Regions from separate parts of the Homo sapiens genome. Here regions 2, 3 and 4 are each linked to region 1. Evidence: read pairs that join two places in POLR2A ChIA-PET (ENCODE). Cell type or tissue: OCI-LY7. All regions are shown on one strand. Links, peaks and the distances in the headings refer to the core of each region. The heading gives the core; the rest is flanking DNA. Region 1 overlaps SAMD7 (sterile alpha motif domain containing 7). Region 2 overlaps LRRC34 (leucine rich repeat containing 34). Region 3 has its middle 9.0 kb from the start of LRRC31. Region 4 overlaps SEC62 (SEC62 preprotein translocation factor).

What was found. ChIA-PET counts read pairs that join two places held together with the same protein. Peaks named below come from ENCODE experiments on the same cell type or tissue, not always from the same donor. Only the 100,000 strongest peaks of a DNase experiment are listed, where the experiment ranks them.
Region 2: POLR2A ChIA-PET joins it to region 1 with 6 read pairs; 2 of 35 experiments call an interaction of 5 or more read pairs at or near these places.
Region 3: POLR2A ChIA-PET joins it to region 1 with 9 read pairs; 2 of 35 experiments call an interaction of 5 or more read pairs at or near these places.
Region 4: POLR2A ChIA-PET joins it to region 1 with 6 read pairs; 6 of 35 experiments call an interaction of 5 or more read pairs at or near these places.

The regions. Positions count from the first base shown.
Region 1 is chr3:169,929,297-169,934,296 of GRCh38, forward strand. All of the region lies in intron 7 of SAMD7 (sterile alpha motif domain containing 7), which reads left to right. It also overlaps the pseudogene FAM20BP1. Among named protein-coding and RNA genes, the nearest start is that of SAMD7, 20 kb to the left of the region's middle. In OCI-LY7, for the core only: a CTCF peak has its summit at 1,073 (motif pointing right); DNase peaks (open chromatin) are centred at 1,095, 2,115, 2,575 and 3,025; H3K4me3 peaks cover 2,620 bases; H3K27ac peaks cover 3,596 bases.
Region 2 is chr3:169,802,598-169,810,761 of GRCh38, forward strand. LRRC34 (leucine rich repeat containing 34) reads right to left here. Exons shown (of 11, transcript NM_001172779.2): 2 at 6,031-6,148; 3 at 4,991-5,112; 4 at 4,829-4,893; 5 at 4,251-4,334; 6 at 1,456-1,584. Among named protein-coding and RNA genes, the nearest start is that of LRRIQ4, 6.2 kb to the right of the region's middle. RefSeq lists enhancers at 3,559-3,703, 5,815-5,959 and cis regulatory regions at 3,631, 5,887. In OCI-LY7, for the core only: no CTCF peak of the experiment used is centred there; no DNase peak of the experiment used is centred there.
Region 3 is chr3:169,874,821-169,882,984 of GRCh38, forward strand. No RefSeq gene overlaps it. Among named protein-coding and RNA genes, the nearest start is that of LRRC31, 9.0 kb to the left of the region's middle. In OCI-LY7, for the core only: no CTCF peak of the experiment used is centred there; a DNase peak (open chromatin) is centred at 2,171.
Region 4 is chr3:169,980,269-169,988,432 of GRCh38, forward strand. It overlaps SEC62 (SEC62 preprotein translocation factor), which reads left to right. Exons shown (of 8, transcript NM_003262.4): 4 at 2,439-2,643; 5 at 2,893-2,985; 6 at 5,537-5,597; 7 at 7,972-8,091. Among named protein-coding and RNA genes, the nearest start is that of SEC62, 18 kb to the left of the region's middle. In OCI-LY7, for the core only: no CTCF peak of the experiment used is centred there; no DNase peak of the experiment used is centred there.

The DNA.
Region 1 (5,000 bases), core at 1-5,000:
CAATAAAGTGCCTACTAAATCTAGTATCATTTTTGGTTTGCATGTTAAAGGAAAAGAAAGCAAGAAAAGGATATTAAGGTTTAACTACATCATAATTAACTGATACTAGAGCTGATTATTTTCCAGATCTGTTTTGTGAAATGTTTGTCTACAGTGAGATACTGTTAACTCTTTTTCTTTTTATTATTATTATTTTTTAGTTCAGTTTACGGGACTTACGGAAAAACTATATAGAGTAGTTACTAAGAATATAGCTTCTGAAGCCAGAAAGTACAAATTCAAATCCTGGCTTTTCTATTTTCTGGTTGTGTGACCTAGGACAAGTTGCCTCCCTTCTCTGTGCCTCAGTTGTTTTATCTGTAAAATGAAGATAATCATAATAATACATTTTCAGAGGATTTTTGTGAGCATTAGAGTGCATGGCACCTTGTAAATACTCAATAAACATGAATTTCATCATTATACCCAAGAGACGGCCAAGCCTCAAGTTACTTATGAAGCAAGTTGTGTTCCTCAAGTCACCCATTTTTGTCTTTTGCATAACCTGATAAAAAGTTTTTGGCCTACTCTTCCCTGTTCAATGGTTATAACCTTATTTTTAAAAATTAGTCATTAGTCATGGGTAAGCCACTTTTTAAATGTATCTATACCACTTCAAGTGCCATGTCAACCATGGGTTCAATTAAGTTGCTAACTTCTGATAACAACCGGAAGAGCAACCCTTATTTAATAAGCATGTGATTGCTAAGATCTGGCACATTGAATTTGAACTCTGATTATTCTTAGTGATCCATAGTCAGAAAAGTGCAATTTATAATAATAGCTCTTGTAATAAATAATATTACATGCTTTTCATAGTTTAAAATCCCAAATGTCCCCTTGTGGGTACACAGAAGTCACATAAACATGAGTACTCCAAACTCTGCTGACTCATTATCTCTCACTGACAGGATGTCAGCGCCCTCTTCCCTACCCCAAGAAGTGGTAGCAATTATTTCTAGATACGTCTCAAATTTGTTTAGGATCAAGTCCTGCTTTAGTTTCCCCATTAAAGTATACTCCCTCCAAGTGACAGCAGGTGGCATCAACTGAAAGATGTCACTGCTGTGCTGTGCCTGCCCCCAGCTATGCTCTGTGATGTTATTTTATACAGAAATGGGGAGATGCCCTCTGGATGCAACAGCCCTGAAGCAGCACTGCTTGTACCCCACTCTCACAAGGACGCTTGTCTAAAATGTCCCATCAGGTGTTACTCATTGTTACTCATAGCCCCTTTCTTTTCTTTTTTTTTTTTTTTTTTTTTGAGACAGAGTCTTGCTCTGTCGCCCAGGCTGGAGCGCAGTGGCATCATCTCTGCTCACCACAACCTCCGCCTCCTGGGTTCAAGCGATTCTCCTGCCTCAGCCTCCCGAGTAGCTGGGACTATAGGTGCACACCACCACGCCTGGCTAATTTTTTGTATTTTTAGTAAAGACAGGGTTTCATCGTGTTGGCCAGGCTGGTCTCAACCTCCTGACCTCATGTTCCGCCCACCTCGGCCTCCCAAAGTGCTGGGATTACAGGCATGAGCCACCGCGCCCAGCCCCATAGCCCCTTTCTTTAAATGAGTTGGACCAAGGTGCTGAGATTAGCTGGCGTTAAACCTACTGTCCCCCAACTATCCTCTTACTCCCCATCTCTGCCTTAGGTGCCTACTCAGCAACTTCTCACCACTCACCTCCTGTAGGTAGAAAAAGAAATTCAGCAGAAAAAAAATAACAACTAAAACCCAAAGCCCCAAGTGCAAATGAACTCTTTTAAATAGGTGTAGAGAAAGGATTGGTGGCTCAGCTGTTAAGGAACATTCAGGAGAGCCTGCAACATATTTTGTTCCAAGTAAATGTCTAGTTCAGAGGACTCAGCAGATAAAATATCCTCTCTCTAAAAAGAACTGAAATTACTGAAAATATGTGCACATTTATATCATTACACATGGCCCAAACTGCTCTGGTGAGAAAGAAGGGGGTACATCTGAGCGACAGGGACATGTATGTGTCCTCGCCCCAGGCCCTGAGTACATCCACCATGGCTGAGGGTTAGATCCTCACACATTTCAGTCCCCTGGCTGCCAGCCTACCTCTGCTTGAAAATTTATCCACGTGGTTCCTCCTTTGGATGCTCACAAATTGTCAGGTGCACACTACCACACCCAGCTAATTTTTTTTAAAGAGATGGGGGTCTACTATGTTGCCCAGACTTGTCTCAAACTCCTGGGCTCAAGTGATCCTCCAGCCTTAGCCTCCCAAGTAACTGAGATTACAGATGTGAGCCACCGCACCTGGCTCTTTAATTTATATTAGCCATTTTCTATAATTTGCTTAATTAAAATAGGAAAAGAAATAATTACTTAATGCAGTTTGTTGGGGGACGGCTGGCTCAGCGCTGAGAGAGGTGGCCAGGGAATGGTGGGAGCTGCAGTGGTGGTGGCAGTGGCTGGGGTGATAAGCACAGCCTGGGGCTGCCCCTCCTCGGGGGCCATGCTGCATTGCACTGCATGGGTAGCCACGAGCGAGTCTAGGACGCAACGGGAACTGTGGAAGGTGCATCCACAAATGGACCAATGTGTGTAATGATGGAATCTCCTTACTAACCATTACCACTGCCTCTCCTTGATAAGTGAGCCAGAGAGTGAGTGGGTCAGGGGAGAAGAAAAGAGGTCAACATGAAGCTAAAGCAGCGAGTCATGCTGTTAGCAATTCCTGTCATCTTTATCTTCACCAAAGTTTTCCTGATTGACAACTTAGATACATCAACTGCCAAGCAGCGTTTCACTACTTGATCCCCTGAGGGCTTTTCACCGAATGATGACTGGCTTGTGGATGGAGCTGTCACCCAAGTTGGACCACACGTTGCAGTCTTCCTAGGAGACTGCAGCCCAGTGGGTGGTTCCCCAGGAAGTGTACTGTGAAGAGACACCAGAGCTGGGGGCAATCATGCATGCCATGGCCACCAAGCAAATTATTAAAGCTGATGTGGGTTATAAAGGGACACAGCTGAAAGCCTTACTGATCCTTGAAAGGGAACAGAAAGTTGTTTTCGAACCTAAGTAGTATAGCCGAGACTATGTAGTGGAAGGGAACCATATGCCGGTTATGATAGACACAATGCGGAGGTAGCAGCCTTTCACTTGGACAGGATTGTGGGTGTCCCAGAGCCCTGCTGATGGTGGGCAGATCCGTTCATCTTCAGACAGAGATCAAGCCTGTTACCATGGAGCAGCTGTTGAGCCCCTTCCTAACTGTAGGACACAATACTTGTTTTTATGGGAAGTGTTATTACTACCGAGAAACAGAATCAGCTTGTGCCGATGGAGACACAATGGAAAAATCTGTCACACTTTGGCTTCCAGATGTGTGGCCTCTCCAGAAACACTGACACCCGTGGGCCAGGACTTACTGAAAAGGCAAATTGGCCAGGTGGGAGTATGATGAGCGCTACTGTGAGGCTGTGAAGAAAACGTCCCTTTATGACTCTGGCCTGTGCCGCCTGGACACCATTAACACAGCTGTCTTTGATTACCTGATTGACAATGCTGACTGCCATTACTATAAGAACTTTCAAGATAATGAGGGCGCCAGTATGCTCATCCTTCTTGATAACAACAAAAGCTTTGGGAACCCCTTGCTGGATGAAAGAAGCATTCTTTCCCCCCCTCTATCAGTGTGGCATCACTCAGGTGTCTACCTGGAACAGACGGAACTACCTAAAGAATGGTGTGCTGAAGTCTACCTTAAAATCTGCCATGGCCCATGACCCCCTCTCCCCAGTGCTCTCTGATCCTCGTCTGGACGCCATGGACCAGTGGCTCCTGAGTGTCCTGGCCACCGTGGAGCAGTGCACTGACCAGTTTGGGATGGACACTGTATGGTAGAAGACACAATGCCTTTCTCCCACTTGTAACTCTCAATAAAAAATAAGTGAAACTTCTTTTTACAAAGATAGAGAAGCAGCACAATCAATTCCAAATGGTATGAAATGGATTGGAAATGGCCAGCAGCAAGTTCTGGTGACAGGGGACAGGGTGGCCTTGGATGTCTTTGGTGTTTTCTGTAGTAGAAACTAAAGCAAAGACCACAAGTTTCTGAGCATGGAGATGTTCCTGCTGAATCACCTTCTGAATTCCTCAGCAATTGCCCATTCTAGCAATAGGCATCATAGTTGGTCAGTCTTAATTCCCAGGCCAAAGGACAATCAGACATTTTCATAGATGAATACTGGGATTGGCTCTGGAGTGTGTGTTTTGAGTGGAACATTTCAGTCCTTTCTCCACACCGGTGCATATTGTGGAAAAATATATGTATACATTCATGACTAAAATCTATTAGAACACAAGGTTCCCAGTACAGGAGCTTTCCAAGAAGATTCTACTTTTTAGCTGGTCCTGAGTCATGCCCTGTGAGGCATGGAGCACAGAGTGGAAACAAGACCAATGTGGTTCCTCTTCTCATGGCACTCATAGTCCAGAAGAGGGGCACCAGTGAGTGATCCCACATCCATACGAGCACGTTGTGAAAGGCGGGTACAGAGCATGGTGGGAACACATATGAGGGACTCTTGGCCTCCTAAAGGAAGAGGCCTCTAAAGTGAGACCTGAAAGTCAAGAGGAGAGGTGAGGCAGGAGGGAGATAAAGGAGGAATTTCCAGGTGAGGGCCAGAGCCAGAGAAAACTTTAATATGGTTGGGACTTTGAGAGTAGTTCCCAGTGCTACAGAGGGCCAGGGCCAAGGTGGGAGAGGTGGGGAGAGCAAGATGAGACTGGAGAGGTGGACAGGGCCAGGTCACAGAGCCCAGAAGACCCAGTGAAGGATTGTGGCTTTATCCTGGAGGCAGTCAGGTTTTAAGTAGGGAGCGGCATGGTTAGCTTTATATTGCAGAAAGATCACTCAGGTTGCTTTTATGAAAATAAGTTGAAGAGGACAAGACAGAGGGGAAGCCTATTCAGATAAGCAATGATGGAGTTC
Region 2 (8,164 bases), core at 1,409-6,408, 130 kb before region 1:
GCACAATGACTGGTATGTGGAGATGATAAGTACCGAATTAATGTTTTCCCAGAACCACACTGGCTGCATCTACCACCTTAAAAAGTTAATCTTGGCCAGGCGCTGTGGCTCACTCCTGTAATCCCAGCACTTTGGGAGGCCGAGGCAGGTGGATCACCTGAGGTCGGGAGTTTGAGACCAGCCTAGCCAACATCATGAAACCCCGTCTCTACTAAAAATACAAAAAAAAATTAGCTGGGCGTGGTGGCAGGCACCTGTAATCCCAGCTACTCAGGAGGCTGAGGCAGGAGAATTGTTTGAACCCGGGAGGTGGAGGTTGCAGTGAGCCGAGATCACGCCATTGCACTCCAGCCTGGGTGACAAGAGTGAGACTCTGTCTCCAAAAAAAAAAAAAGTTAATCCTTCAGAATCTATTATACCAGAGAGCCCCCTGGCCCATCTTATTTTCATGTCACATTGATTAACCTGAGGCTATACAACAGGTTCCCAAGAGTAGGCCTAAAGATTTGAAAGCATGTCAGAGAAAGTGAAGCCTGGAATTTGAAGACATGCAAAAAAACACATTTTTCATTATCAGGCCAGGTGAAGGTTCAAAGCGACTTTTATCTTTTTTAATAATTTTTAGAGACAGGGTCTTACCATGTTGCCCATGCTGGAGTACAGTGGATGTTCACAGGCACGGTTGTAGTGAACTGTAACCTCAAACTCCTGGGCTCAAGAGATTCTCCCACCTCAGCCTCCTGAATAGCTGGGACTACAGGTGCATGTCATGTCGCCCAGCTTCAGAGCAGCTTTTAGCATCATCATTTTAAGTTTTTGTGCTACAATATAAGTAACTACTAAAAAGTATTTTATTTTTGTTTTGAGTCAGAGTCTCACTCTGTCGCCCAGGGGCTGGAGTGCAACTCACTGCAGCCTCCACCTCCTGGTTCAAGCAATTCTCCTGCCTCAGCCTCCTGAGTAACTGGGATTACAGGCTTCCGCCACCAGGCCCCGACTAATTTTTGTATTTTTAGTAGAGACGGGGTTTCACCATGTTGGCCAGGCTGGTCTTGGACTCCTCACCTCGGGTGATCCACCTGCCTCAGCCTCCCAAAGTGCTGGGATTATAGGCGTGAGCCACTGCAGCCTAAAATGTATTTTCAAAAGTAAAAAATTATATGAATAAAGTAATATTTGTTTAATTAAAGTGAACATGATCTTTTTCTAAAAATTCCATACAGTTTAAGATGAGTTATATAGATGGAAGTTTAGGAATATTTTTATTAAGTATTTTTCTATGTTATTTACTATAGTCTGATTTTATTAATAATCTGCACTATTATGTCTAGGGGAAAAACACCTTTTCTCTGATATTAGACATAAGAGGCAAAATTAATCATTCATAAGACTCTGATTTAGCTGTTCTCTAATGACCCACTATCTGGATGATTTTCTCATAACCAGTTTACTCACCAGATCACAGTCACCCAGATCTAATTTCTCTAATGATGAATTAATTTGCAGCATTGCAGCAAAAAACATTCCACCTTTATTTTCAATTTTGTTTCCAGTCATTCTTAGGTATTTCAGAGTCCGATTCTTCTGAAAAGGAAAAAAAACTTATTTAATAATTGTTAATCCACAGAATTCTATATATTACATGAATTAGGAGACTGTATTACTATTTGCAGACTCCAATTTTCATGGAGCTAGAACACGATATATATTTTTTTTGAGACAGAGTCTCGCTCTGTCGCCCAGGCTGGAGTGCAGTGGTGTGATCTCGACTCAATGCAAACTCCACCTCCTGGGTTCACAGCATTCTCCTGCCTCAGCCTCCCAAGTAGCTGGGACTATAGGCACCCACCACCACGCCTGGCTAATTTTTTTCTGTATTTTTGGTAGACATGGGGTTTCACCATGTTAGCCAGGATGGTCTCGATCTGACCTCGTGATCTGCCCAGCTCGGCCTCCCAAAGTGCTGGGATTACAGGCATGAGCCACCGCGCCCAGCCAGAAGAGGATATATACCTTAAAGGTAACATTCAATCTACCATAATAGATAAAAATCTAGTTTAACAGTTGAGTAGAAAGAATGCCCAAGAAACAGATGCCCAAGCAATAACCAGTAAATAAAACATATATTAATAAACTTTCACTGGAAAAATCTGTAAATTTATCTTAAGAAAATTATAGCACTTCACTTTTTTAAATTGAGGTGAAATTCACATAACATAAAACTGACCATTTTAAAGTATACAATTCAGTAGCATTTAGTACATTCACAATATTGCACAGTCATCACCTGTAGCTAGTTCCAAAACATTTTCATCATCCCCGAAGCCGGTCCTATACCATTAACCAGTCACTCCCCATTCCTCCTATATCACTTTTAAAGTAATATAATTTGATAAATATTTCACAAAATCACAGACATTTCATCATTCTAATGAGTAACTATTAGGACATATAATAGTGTAAATAATTATCACGATTCAAACCCCTCTGAGATCAGGAAGAAGAAAAGGATGTCCTCTCACCACTTCTATTTAACATTGTACTGGAGGTTCTAGCCAGAGAAATTAGCCAAGAAAAACAAAAAGAAAAACCATACAAATTGGAAATGAAGTGAAACTCTGTATGTGACACCATCTTGCATAGGGAAAATCCTAAGGATTCCACCAAAAAAACCTGTTAGAACTAACACAAGAGTTCAGCAACATAGCAGGACACAAGATCAATATACAAAAACAGCTGTATTTCCATATGCTAACAATGAACAACCTAAAAATGAAATTAAGAACAACAGTTCCACTTACAATAGCATAAAAAAAAGTTAGGAATAAATTTAACAAAAGAAATGTAAGATTTGCACATTGAAAACTACAGAGCATTGCTGAAAGAAATGAAAGGCCTTAAATAAATGAAACATCTTATGTTCGAGGTTTGGAAGACTTAAGATGGCAATACTCCCCAAGGTGATCTACAGATTTACTGTAATTCCTATTAAAATCCCAGCTGCTGGCCGGGTGAAGTGGCTCATGCCTGTAATCCCAGCACTTTGGGAGGCCGAGGTGGGCAGATAATCTGAGGTCGGGAGTTTGAGACTAGCCTGACCAGCGTGGAGAAACCCTGTCTCTACTAAAAGTACAAAATTAGCCAGGCATGGTGGTGCATGCCTATAATCCCAGCTACTTGGGAGGCTGAGGCAGGAGAATTGCTTGAACCTAGGAGGTGGAGGTTGTGGTGAGCCAAAATCGCGCCATTGCACTCCAGCCTGGGCAACAAGAGCAAAACTCCATCTCAAAAAAAAAAAAAAAAAAAACTCCCAGCTGCTTTTCTTGCAGAAATTGATTAACTGACCTAAAATTCATATGGAAATGCAAGGGACACAGAAGAGCCAACACAATCCTGAAAAAAGAACAAGGACACATTTCTTGATTTTAAAACCTACTACAAAGCTATAGTAATCAAGATAGTGTGGTACTGGCATAAGGATAGACATACAGATTAAAAGAATAGAATTGAGAGTACAGAAATAAACTCCTGTAATGATGGTTAGCTGATTTTTGGACAAAACTGTCAAGACAGTTCAATGGGAGAAAGAATAGTCTTTTAACAAATGGTGTTAGGACACGTGGATATACACATGCAAAAGAATAAAGTTGGATTCCTACCTCATACCATATTCAAAAATTAAAATGGATCAAAGAAAGAGCTAAAACTGTAAAACTCTTAAAAAAACATAAATCTTTGTGACTGGGTTTTCAAGATGAACCTTGAAAACATTAAGCCAGTCCCAAAAGGCCACATATTGTATGATTCTGTTTATATGAAATGTCCACAATAGGCAAATACATAGAGAGACGAAGTAGGTTAGTGACTGCCAGGGGCTGGAGAGCAGGGGGTAGAAAAGATGGAGAGGGATTGCTAATGAGTTTAGGGCTTTTCTTTTTGGGGTGATAAGAATGTTTTTAAAATAGTGATAGTAGTGATACTTGCACAGCCCTGTGAATATATTAATACTTAAAAAACCACTGAAGACTTTCAAAGGGTATATTTTATGTATGTGAGTTAAATCTTAGTAAAACTATGACTTCAAAAGTGTTCATGCAATGTCTACACTTGAATAAATTAAAGTATAATAAAAATATACATTCCTACAATATTAAAATAAGTTCACTTCAACATTGGACACTGTTGGTTCCAAGCTATCAGAAGTTAGAATTTCCAAATACAATGTTAGTTTGAAATACATAAATGCTTACATGTAGCACTTTAGCAATCAATTCTCCACCTTCGGGCCCAATATCATTAAACATGAGGTTTAAGTAAATGAGATTAAGTTGTTTCTATAAGAGAAAAGAAGCTATTACACATTATTATTATTGGAAATTGGTCAGTTTTACATACATGTATATACATATACACATACAGTATATACTTTATTTGAATAAGTGTTTTCCTCCAAAGAAAATCTTTATAACCAAGAAAAACTGTATCCTAGCAAAAACAACTACATTAAGGAAAAAAATCATTCTCATGTAATCAAAATATAATTACAATATAAATGAAAGAAAAAACTATATTTACCTTTGATCAATCTGAAAGATGTGTGGTGTATATATTTAATCATGGTGTACAAGTTTGCAAAAGATAACTTAGGAGCTCTAGCTACTGGCTCCATTGAGACCAAATCCACAATGGGTTTCCAGTATATTTCGAGTGTTCTAGCACAGAGTCAGGACCCTTGACATCAGGTAAAACTAGTGTTTTATGTGTGTGTCATTAGACTAATTGGTTTCATTGTAAATGGAACTAAGGACATTTTGTAGTAAAATAATACCTGAAGCAGTTTCGCAGCATAGTATGCACCAACATCACATAGAAGGTTATATCCAACATCCAAACCTGAAGCACAGATGAATAGAAGTGGATATTCATTATAAAGAATACTTAAAATCAGATCAATGAAAAGCAGGAGGTATTGATTCTTATGGAAACATACCATTAATATACAGACAATTCTTTAAAATTTTGGAAAGAATCCAAAAATCTTCACCTGTAACTCTTTCTACTGGCACTAAGCGATTGTTACCAGCAATGTTTAATGTGATTCCTGCTGCTAGCCTGTTAAAATACAAAAAAAAAAAAAAAAAAAAAAGATTTTGAAATAGAAACCCAGTAAAGAAGTAAAAGTATGTTTCCTTCATGTATAAATAGTCATATCACAGATATCATTTACTGGAAGCAAGCATATAATAAGTAGACTTATACAGTATATTTATACCAGGTAACTTAAAACTACTGAACATTCTGCAGACTGCAAAGTGCTTTAAAAGATTCCATATATTTAGCTCTCTCACACACACTCACACTCACACAAACAGTATCCCCACTTTATAGATAACACTGAAAACTTCAGTGATTTGCTTAGACTCACCCAGCTCAGGTTAGGCGTGGTGGTTCACGCCTGTAATCCCAGCACTTTGGGAGGCCAAGGCGGGCTGATCACCTGAGGTCAGAAGTTCGAGACCAGCCTGGCCAACATGGTGAAACCCTGTCTCTACTAAAAAATACAAAAATTAGCCGGGCATGGTGGCGAGCACCTGTAATCCCAGCTGCTCGGGAGGCCAAGGCAGGAGAATTGCTTGAACCCAGGAGGCTGAGTTTGCAGTGAGCCGAGATCACGCCACTGCACTCTAGCCTGGGCGACAGAGGGAGGCACCATCTCAGAAAAAAAAAAAAAAAAAAAAGATTCACCCTGCCCACAAACAAAAAAAAAAGATTCACCCCACCCACAGAAGTTAAAGATCACTCTGGAGCCCAAGCTTGGGTACTCCTGGTCTAGTGCTCTTTCCTGAATACTATACCACCTCTAAGACCTACTAACAGTGTTGCTCGTGTACTTACTTACCTGAATCAAATGGTATGTTCATTTTACCAAGCATTTTCAAATGGCTATAAAATCACTCAATATGTTAGGATTTTCACACACATGAATATAAGCAAACACTATTAATGTAATCAAGTATTTGTCTTTCTTACCCCTTTTTAATTTCTTCATCCACTTCTTGGAGTATATGCAATATAAAAGGATTAATTTTCTGGGATTTTTCCATACACAGATTAGAATAATGTTTCTGGAGACCAGATTCTGGAGATTCTGAAAAATATATGCATCCTCTATCACATATAAATTATTCTAGAAGCTTTAAAAAAAACCATAAAAACTACCTCTTTCAAATATATGAGTTGTATGTGTGTATAGTGGGGGTAGGGAAGAAAAGGAAACAGAATTAAGGTTAGAAAAAGAGAAGAGAAATAAAAATAATGAATGGGAGAGATAATTAAAATGCTGTTTGGAGAACTAGGGCCATTGAAGCACCCATTGAGGCTTGGCAGACACTGGCTCAAGTGAGCACCCTACGTTGGAAGTGACATAAAGGGAGAACTAAGCTCCATTATGTGCCAGGCCTGGTAGCTGAGGAAAATGACTTCCAAAGAAATTGTATATTTTGTCCAAAACCATGCAGCTAATAAAGGCAGAGTGCAGAATCAAACTGATTCCAAAACCTCTTTCCACTGTGCCCTAATGGGTTACAGGGACTCAAGGTTTCTTTTTTTTTTTTTTTTTTTTCAACTCAGTATCTCAGCATCCACGAGAGGAAAAGGTTTCTTAAAATAGCTTCACATAAAAACAATTTTATCTAATAACCTAACTCAAAAGGGATCTGATAAAGCACCTACTCCCACAAGCTTCTTGGATACCCTCTACACCATCCCAAGTTTGAATGTAACTGTCATTTCTTCATACCAAATCGAGGCCTGGCTCACAGAAGCTCTTCTCCTACCCAGCCTTCCATTTCCTCTTTCTAAAGGTGACTTTTCCCTAAGTTCTTAAGAAGACAGACACAAAGCAGGAGTTGAGATCTCCTTTCTGTTATACATGCAGATTTCCTTAATGACCTTGCTGTTCTCAGTAATACCTCAAAAGCATCTTCTGCAAGGCCTACATCTTCTGGGGTGGAAGTTATGCTGTTACTTTTCTTAGAAGTACAGGCCACTGTCTTTGTTTTCTATACATCTACCTTTTGTGGATGTCTTTTAAAAATTTGTGCACAGAGATCTCATTGCTCAACCAGCCTAGCTTTTTAGGAGCTGGCTTCTCTTCTAAGTCTCTACATCTCAGAAATGTTGTTTACTGAGTGTCCTTTGCACTCTGAAGAATAATGAGTTTGCTAAACGGATCTGCAGAACGAGATTTAACATGAGGAACATTACATTTCAGATGAAAGCAAACAAAATTTTCTTATAGTTTTTAATAACCTTTTTAAAAATAAATTTAATATACTTATTCCAGACAATTTGGAAATTTCTTTTTTTTTTTTTTTTGAGATAGGTTCTTGATCTGCCACCCAAGCTGGAGAGCAGGAGCGCAATCTCGGCTCACTGCAACCTCTGCCTCCCGGGTTCAAGCGATTCTCCTGCCTCAGCCTCCCGAGTAGCTGGGACTACAGGCACACACCACCACACCCAGCTATAAAGACGGGGTTTCACCATGTTGGCCAGGCTGGTCTCAAACTCCTGACCTCAAGTGATCAGCCTGCCTCAGCCTCCCAAAGTGCTGGGATTACAGGTGAGCCACTGAGCCCGACCGGAAATTTCTAACATTAAAAAAAAATACATGTTAATCTGCAATCCCACTGCCAAAGAACAACCACAATTGAGGTCTAGGCATACATACTTCCTATAGTTTTTCTTTTATATGCATATTAAGTATTTTTTAAACAAAATTGGAATCTTTGGATATAACTTTATATGCTGTTTTTTAAATTAACATTATATTGTAAGCAGTTTTCCCATGTCACTAGATATTCTCTGAAAAATTTAAATAGCATAATTTCTGTCATGTGGATAGATGTACGTATTAAAAAAAGCTTCACCTATTTTAGAAAATTTTCATGTATTTAAATGATATTGTAGCACAATATTTCCCAAACTGTATTTTGTGGAATATGCATGTTCTACAGGATGATCAAAGGTGTTCCAAATAGAATAGGTCTTATTATCAAGTAAGTCTGAGAAGTACTAAAATAAACAAAACTATACACAGACACAACACTTCTCAGGGCATTTAAAACGTGCACACTCTGCAAACTGTTAAGCTTGAGAATAGGGA
Region 3 (8,164 bases), core at 1,791-6,790, 53 kb before region 1:
TAACACCAAGGTGCAGAAACAGTAAGAAAAATGAAACTTGGAAAATAAAGACAATGTGGGGAGAAGAAGGGACTTTTACAAATCACTATTATACTTAGAGTGTTAAGAGATGAGACGATGTATGGTTCATAAGTCAAGAGAAAATCCAGAGAACAGAAGAACTTCTAGATAGCAGTTTCTGGGCAAGATGAAAATGTTGATGGTGAAGTGGGGTTTTTTGTTTGTTTGTTTGTTTGTTTGTTTGTTTGTTTTTATGTATTTATTGAGATGGACTCTAGCTCTGTCGCCCAGGCTGGAGTGCAGTGGTGCGATCCTGGCTCACTGCAACCTCTGCCTCCTGGGTTCAAGCAATTCTCCTGCCTCAGCCTCCCAAGTAGCTGGGGTTACAGGTGCTCACCACCACACCCAGCTAATTTTTGTATTTTTAGTAGAGATGGGGTTTCACCACGTTGGCCAGGCTGGTCTTGAACTCCTGACCTCAAGTGATCCGCCCACCTTGGCCTCCCAAAGTGCTGGAATTACAGGCATGAGCCACCACACCCAGCTGTTGTTGCAGTTTGGAGTCTACCCAGTCCTCCAACAATAACCCCTCTGAGGCCCATGAAAGCCCTGGGCTCAGCCAGAGTTGAGCAGATGAGGGAACAACCAGCTGCAGAGAGGAGCCACCTTCTCTGCTGAGAACTTCAGAGATCTGCAGAGACCACCAAATGACCAAATGACCTGCCTGCAGGGAGGAACTACCCTCTCCAAGGGCCTCCTCTCTGCTGAGCACTGAACACTGAGGGTATGACCTGCCTGCCTACAGAGGGGAGCTACCCACTGTGGGTCTCCTCTGAGCTGTTCTAACACTAAATAAAGCTCCTCTTCATCTTCTTCACCATCCACTTGTCTGTGTACCTCATTCTTCCTGGACACAGGACAAGAACTCAGGCAAAGGTGCTACCAGCCACAGGGTTTTCAGGAAGAAAATAGACACCCAAAGATCCAGTAACAATATTATTCAGGCACAAAAATATAATGAAGTATTGATACATAACTGAATATGAATAAATCTTGAAAATATGCTAAGTGAAAGAAGTCAAACATAAAAGGCCACATATATTATTCCGTTTATATTAAATAGCCAGAATAAAACAAAGTAGATTAATAGTTGTACATTGGGTGAGGAGATAGGGATATTATAACTAAAGGATATAGAGTTTCATTTCCACATTTCTACAGAAATGTGGAATTGTCCTAAAATTGATTGTGGTGATGATTGCACAACTGTGAATATATTTAAAGTCATTGAATTGTACACATTAAATGAGTGAACTTACACATTTTTGGTATATTTTGTGGTTAAGCTGTGAACAACTTTTACATTGCCATAATAGTATAAACACTATATGTTAAAACTCAGGAATAACCATATTGGAATGCCGAGGAAAGGGGAAATTTGCAAACATGTAACAGAAATAAATCCTCATTTGTCCTACAAAGAGGACAATAGGTAATACCTAAAAATGAAATAACAGTATAAGCATGTTATTTGGAAATGCAGAGGTACACAGCACACAAAAGGTAAAAGGGATGCATTTCCTGAACAAAACTCTTACTTATTATATTTAGAGTTTTCTGAATCTGACAGAAACAATTTAAATTAATTTTTTTTCTTATTAAGTCTTTTGGGAAAGAGAGATGAGAAATCACAGTGACAATCTCAAAGAACTAAAAGCTGTTCTGGCTTTTTACAACCTTCTGGAGAAAAATGAAAATATAGAAAATATATACTAGTGATGTCATTTACAACTTAAGTAAAGGATAACAGGCATTTTGTGAACTAACAATTTCCTCAAAAAAAAAATCCTAAATTCAAGCAAATTATTTCAAGTCTAGAAATTATAAATTACATTGAAGTTGCTTAAATACATTAAAAGCATTTAGGCAAGCTGAAAGTTTTCTCTTAATATGAACTAGAGCAAGCAAACAGTTACCTAGCACTCCCAGAAAGTCACTTCAACTCAGGCCTTTCATAGCACATCATCTTTATGGATGTTTTGTCTTAGTTATTTCTTTTTAATCAAAGCTGGGCAAAAGGAGACAAATAATTTTAATCTCTATTTTCTCCTTGTTACCGCTGAGTGCAGACACCACGTTCTGCACCATTGACCCCATTGATGCGGCAGGCTAGGCTCTCTGCTAGAACCTTGGCCCCTACTGCCTTCGAAGCCTAATATAATTGCCACAGCCAAGGCCATGTCTTCAGAATGGATTCTGCATGATTCATGCTTCCTGGTGCCATAAGTGCAGCTTCTAAGCCTCCCCAGAGATTCTTTGAAATACCTGTGGAATTAAAAACAAAATACAGTCTGGGTGCAGTGGCTCACACCTGTAATCCCAGCACTTTGGGAGGCTGAGGCGAGTGGATCACTTGAGGTCAGGAGTTCGAAACCAGCCTGGCCAACATGGCAAAACCCTGTCTCTACTAAAAATACAAAAATTAGCTGGGCATGGTGGTACCCACCTGTAATCCAGCTACTCAGGAGGCTGAGGCAGGAGAATTGCTTAAACCGGGGAGGCATGAACCTGGGAAGCAGAGGTTACAGTGAGCCAAGATTGCGCCACTGCACTCCACCCTGGCGACAGAGCAAGACTCCGTCTCAAAAAAAAAAAAAAGAAAAAAAAGTTTTAAAATGCATTTTGAATTTAAGCTGCCTGGTTACATTATGACCTGGGGAAAGCCTGAGGTCAGAACTGACATGACCTGAGAAAGACAAAGGGAAGGGAAGGCCACTGTTGGGTGAAGTGCTGTGCTCTCAGCATTTCTCCCCTGCTGCTCTATGGCATCCTCCACCCAGCTGTTGATGGTAGGTGCCCTCGCTCCACTATCTGTGTTGTGCTCTTTTTCCTCCCTGATCTTCTCCCAGGCTCTCCCTGGAGAAGCCCAGGCTCAGGAGGGCCATCCAGCCTCCAAAACCCGAGTCCTACCACCCCCAAGCCAGCTCACCTCCCACATCCCCATAGACTTTGACTATGTAACTGGCTGTGTGGAGCTTTCTCACCTCTGAAATTCTTGTATTGCCTGACCTGTATTTAAAAATACATAGCCATGAATTTAAGTAATAAGTAATTTAAGGTATTAACATCTTGCTTCCTCAGCTGGGCAGTTAGTTCCTTAAGGACAACAGCCATGAGTTGTATTTCTTTGCACCTATTAATACCCGGTAACGGCATTATAGGTCACAGATGTTCATAAATGTGTGACTGATGCTGAGGCAGGCCCATTCTGCAAAGCTCCAAGAGCAACTGTATTTCAAGGCAAATGAGGGAGAGCAACAGCAAACCATCCATGGTTCACATGTAACAAAGGGACTAAATCTGCTTGTCCTGTGAAGGCAATGAATACTCAAAGAGCCTGCCCGGGTAAGCAGATTCTGTTATTGACCTAAAGTTCATTGTCACAGGGGCATTTCTGGTAAAGCCCTGAGCTTAGGGCTGCCAAGATAAGAATGCACATTTAGCCAGGCGTGGTGGCTCATGCCTGTAATCCCAGCACTTTGGGAGGCCCAGGTGGGCGGGAGTTCGAAACCAGCCTGACCAATATGGTGAAACCCCATCTTTACTAAAAATACAAAATTAGCTGGGTGTGGTGGCACATGCCTATAATCCCAGCTACTCGGGAAGCTGAAGCAGGAGAATCGCTTGAACCTGGGAGGCGGAGGTTGCGGTGAGCCGAGATCACACCATTGCACTCCAGCCTGGCAACAAGAGCAAAACTCTGTCTCAAAAAAAAAAAAAAAAGAAAAGAAAAGAAAAAAAGAAAGCACATTAGCCAGTAAAGAACATGACAATATGACAATAAGAGTGAAATGGGAAAAATATTCCTTAGAGCAAAGAATGCAGTGCACTTATTTTAGGAGGTAAAACTCAAGTCACCAGTTACAGAACAATCAACCCTTCGTCCTATCCCAACCTTAATGTTTAGGTCAGTTTCTTGGGTAGGAGGCTGCGATAAACATTACTATTACACACCAGTACCTGCCATTCTACTCCTCTCCCTGGATTACCTTTTTGAATTTAGGTGGCCTTGTGACTTGCTTTGGCCATCAAAATGTTCGTGTAATTGAGATGCGACACTCCCAGGCAGAAGCATTTAACAGCCAGTGCTCAATTTTTCCAGCCGTCTTCCCTTGCTGCAGCAATCATGGGAGCCAATGTCCAGTGAGAGATGCAGCAAAGTCGGAGCAGGGAGACGGAGTGCATTCACTCCAAGTATACTTACTGAGCACCAAGTATGTACTTACTGAGCACCAACCACGTACTTAGCACCAACCACGTACGAAGCATTGTTAGGCACTGGGAATCTCCTAGTGCGCAAGGCAAGGTCTCTGCCCTCATGGACGTTCCTGTCTGGCAGGGGAGACATCTATTTTTAACTTATTTTTAACTTAGATATAAGTCATTATTTAATTCTGGCCGTGACTCATGTTATGAAGAAAGTAGAACTTGTCCAGAGAGCATAGAATACAGGCATCCTGAGGTCTGAGATTCAATGGGAGGGTTGATTTAAGAACAAATAGGAGGGGCCAGTTAAAGAATATTCCAGGCTGAGGTTCTGTGTCAGGGAGGGGTACAGTGAATCTGAAAAATAAAAGGCCAGTGTGGCTGGACAAGAGAAAGTGGGGCAACAGTTCATGAGACTTGTGAAACATGTAGAAGCCAGATTGTGTGGGGCCTGTGGGCTCTGTTAAAGAGTTCAGTCTCTTATTCCAAAACTGACTCGGGTATTCTTGAAACAAACAATGAATGGTCACTTACCACCCTCCTGTCATATTTTCCTATATCCCAGTAGCCCTTGTGGAGTGGCACAGAGCTCTTCCCAGTTGGGAAAGAGTTAAGCAAGTTGAGAGGTTGAGCACATACCCCTGCCATGAGGTCACCAAGGGGTCTATCCTATTCCTCCTGTAGGAACCAGCACCTTCTACCATCCCAGTGATGCTGGCTACAGCAGGGAAGCATGGCTGGGACTGCACAATCCATGGAGCTGGTGGGAGCCCTGCCCTCCTGAGTGGGGCTACAGCCACCCAAACTGTGGTTGTATATCCGAGCCTCCCTGTGCTCTTGGAGGGGGCTAGGAGTAGGCAGGGTCTGCCTGCCTGGTTGCCACAGCAACTGCCAGACCTGCAGCTGCAGAGCTGGGCCTCCTGCTCCACAGAGCAGGCAGGAGCCAGGGACAAGCAGGAACCCCACCCCTTCTGAGTTGGCAGGAACAGCCACCCTCCCAGGCACAGGACCTGGGCATCTTTGCAGCCTGCAGGCTCAGAGGTGTCTGCTCCCACTGCCTGGTGCCTCTGGTCCCAGAACCTACTCTGATCTCAGAGTGGGGTTGGGGCCATAAATGGCAGTGGGAAGCAGATTGATTCCTGGGCAGAAGGGGGCAGGTCCCCAGTAAGTCCCCATGTTCAGGCCAGGGAGGGCCTGAAGGCTGGGGGCTTGGGCTGCCAGTCCTGTGGACTAGAGTGGAGACTCGGGATGCCTCTTCCAGACCCACCCATGGCTGCCCATGGACCAATCAGCATGCACTTCCTCCCCTCTGAGGTCTGTAAAAGTCCTAGGCTCAGCCAGCAGGGCAGAGGATGGCCAGAGGGTGAAGAAGGCAGAGAGACAGACGCAACAACCAGCTGCAGAGGAGTTACCCTCTCTGCTGAGAGCTGCAGAGATGTCCTGCCTGCCAAGAGGAGCCACCCTCTCCAGGGCCTCCTCTCTGCTGAGAGCCGAACATTCGACAGGATGACCTGCTTACAGAGAGGAGCTACCCACTGTGGGTCTCCAACACTAAATAAAACTCTTCATCTTCTTCACCCTTCACTTGTCTGCATACCTCATTCTTCCTGGATGCAGGACAAGCAGTCAGGCCAAGATGCCACCAGCCACAGAGGTTTCTGGCAAAAAAATCAATACTCCAAATATCCCATAACACCAGGGTATTGGCAGCATTCTTTGGCAGAGACGAGGAATCACTCTGGATAGCTTAATAAAAGAGAAATACTGCCTGTATTAAATAGCTATGGAATCATGGAGAAATGGATTCTAAGTTGTGTTTCCAGGAAGTACTCCCAAAGCTACCCCACATAACTGTGCTACCCAGAAAGCTGTGGCCCTCTCATAGTGAGGACACTGCCTGTTGAAACTAGAAGTAGTGTCACAGTTGCTGGCTCAAAATCACAGACATCAGGAAATTGGATGTCACGTGACCTGCCTGTCACCCTATGTACCTCAGTTGCAAATTCAAGGCTTGCACAAATGTGAAGGATCAGGAGAACCTCAATCACTTCCTGAACCTAGCTTCAAGGGAGGCTGGGAAAAGTCATTTTAACTTTGTAGTGTCTGCAGTAGGGAAAACCTGCTAGAAGAGGGTTGAAATTCAGTATATAATTTATTGTGTTCATCACACCACATATCAGAGGAATCAAGGTTGACAAGTGGGATCCCCACTTTGGAAAGTCTTCTGACTTTCACTTTAGCTCTTCAAAACCCTATGCTAACCTAGTGACACTCTCCTTATCTTCCTATTGTATTTTTCCCTATCAAAAATAAAACCACTGTGAAGCATGTATTTCTCCACCTCTTTTGCATTTGGTTAAAGCGTGTGCCTTTCTGACTTTCTATTCCTTGCTTTGGGAATATTAGAAACTCTTAAAAGGGTGAGTTCTTCATCACAGACGAGCTCCGTTGGAACCCAGCACTGTGTAATATTCATACACATCCTTATACAAATATTATTGGTCTCCCTGAGCTCCTGTATAATGCAGTTGTTCTAGACTGTTGTGGGAAGGTTTAAAAGGCAGCTAGGTAATGCAATAGGAATGAGCAATGTTGAATCCTGCTTAAAGGCCAGAGGAGGGTAGATAGTTCATACTTCTCTGGGCTCGTATCCTTTTCTGTGACCACAGTTAAAAGGTACAGTACCCTTAAATCTATTATTTCCTCTGCCTTTCCTCTACCTTGGGCAGCATTTGTGATGAGGATGTATTTAGATAGGGCTTTGATTTTCAGGATTTTGTGAGTCCTGATATTTTGGCATTGGGCATATGGGAGGTTACATCCAGGTTAGGAAAATTTTGTGAGCATCTAAATCCATAGAGATGTGGGGTTTTTTTTGGTTTTTTTTTTGGTTTTTTTGGTTTTTTTGAGACGAAGCCTTGCTCTGTTGCCAGGCTGTAGTGCAGTGGTGTGATCTCGGCTCACTGCAACCTCCAACTCCCTGGTTAAAGCTATTCTCCTGCCTCAGCCTCCCGAGTAGCTGGGATTGCACCAGCTGCGCCACCACACCCAGCTAGTTTTTGTATTTTTAGTAGAGACAGGGTTTCACCATGTTAGCCAGGATGCTCTCGATCTCCTGACCTCGTGATCCGCCCGCCTTGGCCTCCGAAAGTGCAGGGATTACAGGCGTGAGTGACCGCACCCAGCCTTATATGGTGGCTTTTTAAACTCAAATGAATGTGTTCTGTTTGTTACAATCTGCCAATAAGGAGACAAGTTCAATGGAGGAGGCAACTGAGGATGAACATCTCCGAAATGGGAGTTGAATATTGCATAGGCCGGCTGCTTACTGTATCCTCTGTAATAACTCGCTGAGTAATAAAGGATGCATGGCTGCATAAGGACCACAGGGGACTAACTATTAACGGTTGTGGACATGGCCAGGAAGGACCGAAGGTATGGCATCAGCTGCACCTAAGATTCTGCACCCAAGACTGGTCTTTGCCTTCTTTATTACCTTGGGACCTCAGAGAGGCCTTGAAGTACAAAGGGGAGAGGGCCCCATAGCAAAGAGAAACCATTATTCCTGCCCTGATAGCGGTTATTTCTAGAACTTCTCATGAGCATTCAAATAGCCCTGGTGGAGTGTGGTGGCTCACACCTGTAATCCCAGCACTTTGAGAGGGCAAGGCAGGCAGATCACTTGAGGTCAGGAGTTTGAGACCAGCCTGGCCAACACGGGGAGACCCCTGTCTCTACTAAAAATACAAAACAAAAATTAGCCCGGTGTGGTGGCACGTGCCTGTAATCCCAGTTACTCCGGAGGCTGAGGCAGGGGAGTTGCTTGAAACCGGGAAGCAGAGGTTGCAGTGAGCCAAGATCGCGCCACTGCATTCCAACCTGGATGACAGAGCAAGAT
Region 4 (8,164 bases), core at 1,710-6,709, 53 kb after region 1:
AAACAAGAGAAGAAAGGAAATTCATTCCAAGCAAAGGGCATAGAACACACCGAGATAGGAAAGTATGAGTAGTTGTGTAAAAATGTCAGAGAGTTTTATGTTAGTAATGTGTTCTATGTCATGGGTTTAAAGCCAAACAAACGGAGGCTCTGATACTATACAAATGTTAAATAATGTCAGTCTCATCTTTCAACCTAATTGTGAAATTATTTTCAACACAATTTGATTGAAAGTTAATAATCTACTTTTCTTTCGTGGGGGTGGGCAGCTGTGCAGGAAAATTGACAGAAGCAGATGATCCTGCTGGTTCTATTGCCTTCAGTATCTACTCATCAGGGAAAAGGCTTTTTTCTACTAAAGTTGCATTGTTTGTTTTTAAAATTCTTTATTAAGAATCATTTTTTCCACTAAAGTAAATTTAAGAAAATGGGAACTGTTGCAAATGATTTAGAAGAAAATCCAAATTACTAATAATGTTGCTTCGTAGATAGCCAGCCACATTACCATTTGAGAATATATACTTCAAGTATCTGTATGTGTACACATGTACTCTTAATATATGGACATGTATATTAACTGCATTATAAAATGCTGCTTTTTCAATTAACATATGAGGAACAGGATGTATTTTTATTTTCATTTGGAGTGGAAATAAATGTTCCTGAAAGAAAATCTGGAAATCATATAAGTGCACAAAGAAAATTAGAATATATTTTCATTATAGATTTTTTTTGTAAGACATTCTGGAGTAAAAAATGTAAGACTACACTTCATATTCAAATATGCCACTACTATTCTTAAATCCCACTTTGTACTCATAAGTAGTTAATCATTAAGGTCTCATTTCAGATTCTTGTTTGTTTATATATGTATATGTATTCATAGCAGATATGATGGTAGCATTTTGAGGGGCAGTTTGAACATTTGCACAATTATATGCACAATCATATTTACATAATTTAAAAATAGCTCTTCCAAATAAGTAGTATGGGCCAAATGAGGAAACCTAGAAATTAGCTTTGTGGAAGTGCTCATAGGCTGGACCTAATTGGGGAGCAGATGGAAGCCCAGCCAGGCAGGTAAAACATAGAAACATAGGTGCTTCAGGGGACTGAACACAGTGACAAAAAGAAGTGGTTATCTGGGCAGGAAGAAAGCATCTAGTTAACAAGTGCTGTGATGTGCTGGAGCAGGCACCAGTGAGGTGTAAGTAGAAAGGTAGCTAGATAGTCACCATTAGCAGGCACCAGTGGTGGTAGTGAGACGTAGCTTCTAGATTGTATTGTGGCAATTAGACATTATCAAAGCAGGAATGGAGAAACCAATCAGAAATTCTGAAACTAGAACATGAGATTTGAAAAAGTGACTTTTAGATGACAAAAATAAGGGCAACCCAATTTCTTGAGTAGGATTGTAAGGTTAAAGAGAAACTACCAAGCAACGTTGACTTAATCTGGGGTCAGATAAAAAATGAATAAAGCAAGGATCTCTCTCTCTCTTAAGAAGTTTACCGTCTAGTGAAGGAGCAAACAACTACTACAAATTATATAGTGAGTTAGAAGATAAGTGCTATGGATAGGGTAACAGGAAACGAGAGAATGGGAAGGTGGGCTTATGTTTTAAACAGAGTAGGTTGTGGTTGAGGGAAAACTTGAAGGAAGGGAGTGAAACAAAAGGACCTGCTTATTTGGGGGAAGAGCATTCTAAGTAAAGGGAACAGCCAGTGTGAAGGCCCTAAGGTGAGAATATAAAATATAGTAATAACTGATAAAAAGAGAGAAAACAATCTATTTAGAGAGAAATTAGTGAAACCAGGAATACATCATGTTTTGCCAAATATATTGCACATTTTTCAATTTGATGTTGTGCACGTCCTTTTCAGAGTCCAAAAATCTCACCTTAGTATATTTAATCATTGCTTAATTGAAGATAATCATTACAGTGGCACACTGAATTGCGAAGTACTTGGAGAAAAAATAACACCAAGAAAGCTGAAAAGACATTATTTGGACCCATCAAATCATCACTTTTAATCTGTTAACATTTCTTAAACTGTTTATTTTCTCCTTTCTTTATTACGTCAGCTCTTGCATTTGAGACTTAACATAAAGTGAAGCTGAGTCTTGATTATATGAACCCAGAAAGAGTCTTTATATGGATAATCTCAAACCTATAATCTCTTTTATACTTAAGGTACATCATTAAAAGTGAAAATTATATTGAATATCACTGAGTTTTGACAACTTTTATATAATTGACTGTAAAGTGTTTTGATTTAGTGGTAGAGTTGACTACTTTTTCACGGGCATACTAGTTGTAATTTCTCTTGTGTTGCTAATTTATGCCTTCCTTTGCTTATTTTATTCAGGTCTTGATATTTTTGCTTTTCAGTCTCTATCTATATGGGGAGTGTAATGCCATACCTGTTTTTCCCAAAGGCTTTTAAAGAAGCAGTTTTTTCACCGAGCCCTAAAAGTAATGAAAATGAAATATGATAAAGACATAAAGAAAGAAAAAGATAAAGGAAAAGCTGAAAGTGGAAAAGAAGAAGATAAAAAGAGCAAGAAAGAAAATATAAAGGATGAGAAGACAAAAAAAGAAAAAGAGAAAAAAAAAGATGGTGAAAAGGAAGAATCCAAAAAGGTGAGTTAATCTAAAATTAAGTAAAAATTTAAAAATCATTATGTGCACATGAACACTACTGGCCTATGAGCACATTTAAGTATTATGCAACACCTACCTGAGATAACTATATTAGAGTTGTTATAAATACCGTGGTTGAGAATTTTTATTTCTGTGTTACAAATAGTCAGTGAAAGTTTTTTGACTGTATGAACATCATATTTCTTGCTTACTTGTGTTATTTCTTCTGTCCAACTTGTGTTTTCATAGGAGGAAACTCCAGGAACTCCTAAAAAGAAGGAAACTAAGAAAAAATTCAAACTTGAGCCACATGATGATCAGGTTTTTCTGGATGGAAATGAGGTGAGAGTAAGCCTATAACTAGAAGTTCAGTTTTCTATAGGAGTTTTTAGAAAGATGTTTGATGCCTTCACTAATAAAAGGAAAAATTTTGAGAAATCTAATTATGCTCTTAAATGTATAAAAGCTACTCCATTTTTAAAAATCAATAATTTCTCTTATTTAGATTTTTAAAAGTCAGATTTGACTGTGAGTGATAGGAAACCTGAAATAAAAGCATCTTAATACAAAATAGATGCTTATTTCTTTTTTATCAGTGAAATCTGTAGGTAAGCTGTACAGATACGTCAGCTCCATGGTGGATCCCAGCTCTTCTTTTCTCCTCTGTCTGAGGCTTCTAGCTAAGGTTACCTTATGGTCCAGAATGACTGCCAATCTTATATCTGCATCGAAAAGAGGAAAGGAGAGTGAAGAATATGTCTCCTCTTTAAGGAGACCAGTTTAAGGACACTGTCCAGAAAGCTGGTAATTTCATTTCTGCTTGAATTCCATTGGCCAGAACATAGTCACATGGTCATGCATATGAGAAGTAAAATCTTGGAAATGCACTTTTTATACAGGATGATTATTTGCCCAGCCGAAATGTAGGGTTTCCATTATTATCAAAGAAAAAAGAGCAGAATAGGAGATAGCTACAAGTCTCTATCTCTTACAGAATGTAAGTCAGACACATCACTTGAGGGGCTTAAAATTTTTAACATTTCTTGATGCTTTATGCTTATCATTTGTAATGGAAGATTTGTATGGTGGTAGCCTTCCATAAAGACTGCTTAATTCAGTCACTTCACCAGTACGTAAACATGAGTTATATACTGGGCATTGAACTGTTGTGAATTTCAGGATATATCCTTTCCTGTTATACCTATACAATAGTAACATCTATAAAGTCATGGCTCCTAGGGTTGTGTGTTTGAAATTCTTACTTGCATGAGACTATCTAGAGTGGGATTGTGGGGGAGGATTATATATCTATAATAAAGTGTCCTCAGGTGACTGATGTGAACCCCTTGTTGAGAACCACTGTAATAGAAATTTTTATTTTTATAGGCGTTGGGAATAGCTTGATAAGTAGGATAAAATCTCTTAATGGTCTAGCAAAGATACAGGCACTTAAACATGTTAATATAGTACAGTGTGGTAAGCATTAATGGTGTGAAAGCACCAGGTAGGAATAGTTAATTTAGTCAGGAAGGATAAGAAGGGTCTAAAGGACATTTGAGCTTAGACTTGAAGATGACTGGCAGATTGCCAGGCGTGCCAGGAAGGAGGTTAGGTCTGTTAGGGAAGGAAACAGCCTGAGCAAACGCATGGGTGCTTGGTATCCTGAGAAGCCTAGATTTTATTCTGTAGAAAGCAGCATGCACTCCATAACTTTTAAAGTTGTGAAATATCTTTTTTAAAAAAACATGTTTTTTTAGAATGGAAACTGGCAGAAGTAATATCTGTGAATCTGATTCCCAAGGAAATGGGCAGAGTAAAATAAGAGGTTAAAGTGGAACCTCTGGTGTTAAAAATTGAAGAACCACGTTGGAAAGACAATAAAGAGTTCTGGTCAATATAGAAATAAGAGGGAAGAGTACTGTTATTTATAGAAACTAAGAAATAAAACTGAGTTTTATGGATGAATGATCAAACAGAGTTCTGATCTGAATGAAGTAAATTTCTGTTGTGTAAAATAAGAGCCTGATAAAAGTAAATTAAGTTTTGAAGTAGTGGTTCCCAGCTTATGGGCCCTCCATGGAGGAGTAGGCAATGAAATTAATACAGTCATAGAGACTATGTTCACCAAGCATGATCTTTAATAATTGATCTTTGTGTCTTCTCAGGAGAGAAAAGTGTGGAGTTGAGTGATACTAGATCTGTAATAGGGCCTGGCTGGAATCTGTCTTAACTGCGCTTTTATCCCAGACTGGTTCATCATTACATTAGGGACAAAAAGGTTGGCAGTTGCTGGTGTTTTGGTTGAATAAATAATGATGTGCACACATGGAACAATTTTTTTTTCCCCCAAGACAGAGTCTTGCTCTGTCGCCCATGCTGGAGTGCAGTGGTGTGATCTCAGCTAACTGCAACCTCTGCCTCCTGGGTTCAAGCAATTCTCCTGCCTCAGCCTCCCGAGTAGCTGGGATTACAAGCGTCCACCACCACACCTGGCTAATTTTTGTATTTTTAGTAGAGGCAGGGTTTCACCATGTTGGCCAGGCTTGTCTTGAACTCCTGACCTCAAGTGATCTGCCCGCCTTGGCCTCCAAAGTGCTGGGATTATAGGCGTGAGCCACCAAGCCCAGTCAAACAAATTTTTAAGTGTATGTAAGAACATACAAATTTACTTAAGTGCTTTATAGAATTTATAGTTATCCTATAATCATTTTCTAGCGCCAGAAGAACCACTACTACTGAAGGAAAGATCTTTGGAATTTATTTACCTTAGAAATTACTTCTCGTATGTTAAGAGGTTGATGACTGCTTTAAGGGACCTAAAATATAGAATTAAGCATTACTTTCTAATGTGACATTAGAACTTTTAAGCACCGAGGTTTCTTGATTCTTCTAGGTGTATGTATGGATCTATGACCCAGTTCACTTTAAAACATTTGTCATGGGATTAATTCTTGGTAAGTAGTGAGATGTTAATAGCTATAAAGTGCAATCTAAAATTTAGAAAACAATATGCAGATACTGTAAAAGAAAATGTTCCTAAATTTAACATAAAATAGTTGTCATTTTAAAAATACTTTAAATAAAGTCAGAAGATAAATAATACACTAAGGAAAATATTTGAAACATATTAAAGATCTTTTAAGAGATTAACAAACTGATAGAAAAATGGTCAAGGTAGTTAACAGATAAAGAAATACAATGACCAATCATCATGAGTGATACTTAATCACACTCATATACAAATTAAAGCTGTAGTGATTAAGAGTCTTGCAAACCTTAACATTAAAGGTCTTAGAAAAAAATCAGCTCTCTCTAACAGTTGATAGGTATGTCTATTGTTTTAATTTTTGTAAAGGGCAGTTTGTCAGTATCTTTGAAATTTTATGTGTCTGCAGTGACCCAGCAATTCTAGGCTGTTCCCATACAGTTGCACAAAGTGTGTGCATTGACACATTATCTGTTTTTTTCCAAATCCCTTAGACTATACTTGAGTATAATCTAGCAAATATCTTTCAAATTCAAAATGCTTATACCATTTGATCTAATAAATTCCACTTTAAGGAATTTACCCTATGCCATAATCACAGTTGCACAAACGTACATGTGCAAGGATATTATACCTAGAATAGATAAAAAAAGAAAAGAAAGTTACAGACGAGTAAGAATAGTATAAGCTCATTTACTTATTTAGAAAAAAAGTCCCTGTAGCTAGTTAATTATATATAGGCAGTCTCTGAGAATACAGGTAAGCTTAATAGTACTTAACCTCTGGGAAGTGGAATAAGAATTAGATGAAGACTTAATTTTCTCTATACCTTTTGATTTGCTTGTTTGTGACAGGGTCTCATTCCTGTCACCCAGGCTGGAATGCAATGGCACAATCATGGCTCACTGCAGCCCGACTTGCTGGGGTCAGGTGATCTCCCACATCAGCCTACTGAGTAGCTGGAACTATAGGCACACTCCACTACACCCCGCTAATTTTTGTATTTTTTTGTAGAGATGGGGTTTCGCCATGTTGCCCAGGCTGGTCTCAAACTCCTGGGCACTTGCCTCGTTGTCCCAAAGTGCTGGGGGTTTGATTTGTTTTTGATTTGCTTTTTAACGTGTGTATTCCAGGAGGTTTTATGGGGAAAGAATGATTTAACAAACAGAAAAAAAAAAAATAGGTAGCAGTTAAAATAAGCTTGGTCAATATGGTATGATAGGATCCCATTCAAAATAACTCTTTAAGGCTGGGCTCAGTGGCTCACACTTGTAATCCTAACACTTTAGGAGGCCAAGGCAGGGAGATGGCTTGAATCCAAGGGTTCGAAACCAGCCTAGGCAACATGGCGAAACCTCGTTTCTACAAAAAATTAGCCGGGTGTGGTGGTTCACACCTGTAGTCCCAACTACTTAGAAGGCTGAGGTGGGAGGATCACCTAAGCTCAGGAGGTCGAGGCTGTCGTGAGCCAAGATCATGCCACTGTACTGCAGCCTGGGTGACAGAGTAAGACTCTGTTTCAGAAAACAAAAAGCAAAATAACTCTTTTATAATAAGAGTACTAGTCACTTTGCTAGATATTTTGCGTACAATATATCATTTCATCCTCACAACAACCTTTGAAGAATAGGAAGAGACTTATTAAATATAAGGTAACTTAGCCTCAAAAGAGTTAAGTAACTTGCCCAGGGTTACATAGCTTATAAGTGATGGAGCTAGAATTTTAATCCTGGTCTTATTCTAAAGACCTAATAACCAGGCTTCTAATTTCTTATAATTCTTTCTTGTGTCCCCACTTTACTTGCAAAAAAACTGGAGACACTTGTAAACAGTTTCCCTAAGCACCAAAAAATACATCTGTAGCAGAAATCACCTGGGGAATCTTTCAGTCTGTGGATGTCAGAGCTCCACCCCAGAAGAAGAATCTCCAGAGAGGGGTCTTGGAAATCATTTTTTGTTGGCTTTGTTGTTCTGTTGTTTCTTTTAGCTCCCTTACTTAGTAGGCAAATATCTTAGTATTTTTTAAATAAAGTAGATATAGCTTGAAAAAGGGGGCAGTTGATAAATTAAGGAGGCAACAGTTTTGAATTTCTACATAGCATTTTTTTCTAATTATATGTAATTTACACTAATAAAAACTAGTTTAAGAATAGTATAAAATGTTAGGTTGAACAATATGAAATTGCTCATAATTGACCATTTTTTACCTATAAAAATGGCAATTTTATATTTCACTGTGTTTATGTTTCTCAGTTTTTCCCCCAGGGATATGTTTCTGTTAGTGCAGCCATACCATTTAAGTTTTTATTCTAAAATTTAACTTTTGTCATTTCTTGTTCCAGTGATTGCAGTAATAGCGGCCACCCTCTTCCCCCTTTGGCCAGCAGAAATGAGAGTAGGTGTTTATTACCTCAGTGTGGGTGCAGGCTGTTTTGTAGCCAGTATTCTTCTCCTTGCTGTTGGTAAGTATTGTTATTATAAAATTGACCTCAAGAAGGTTGGTATTGAGCAGTTGGACTGTAATTTGGAGCTTCA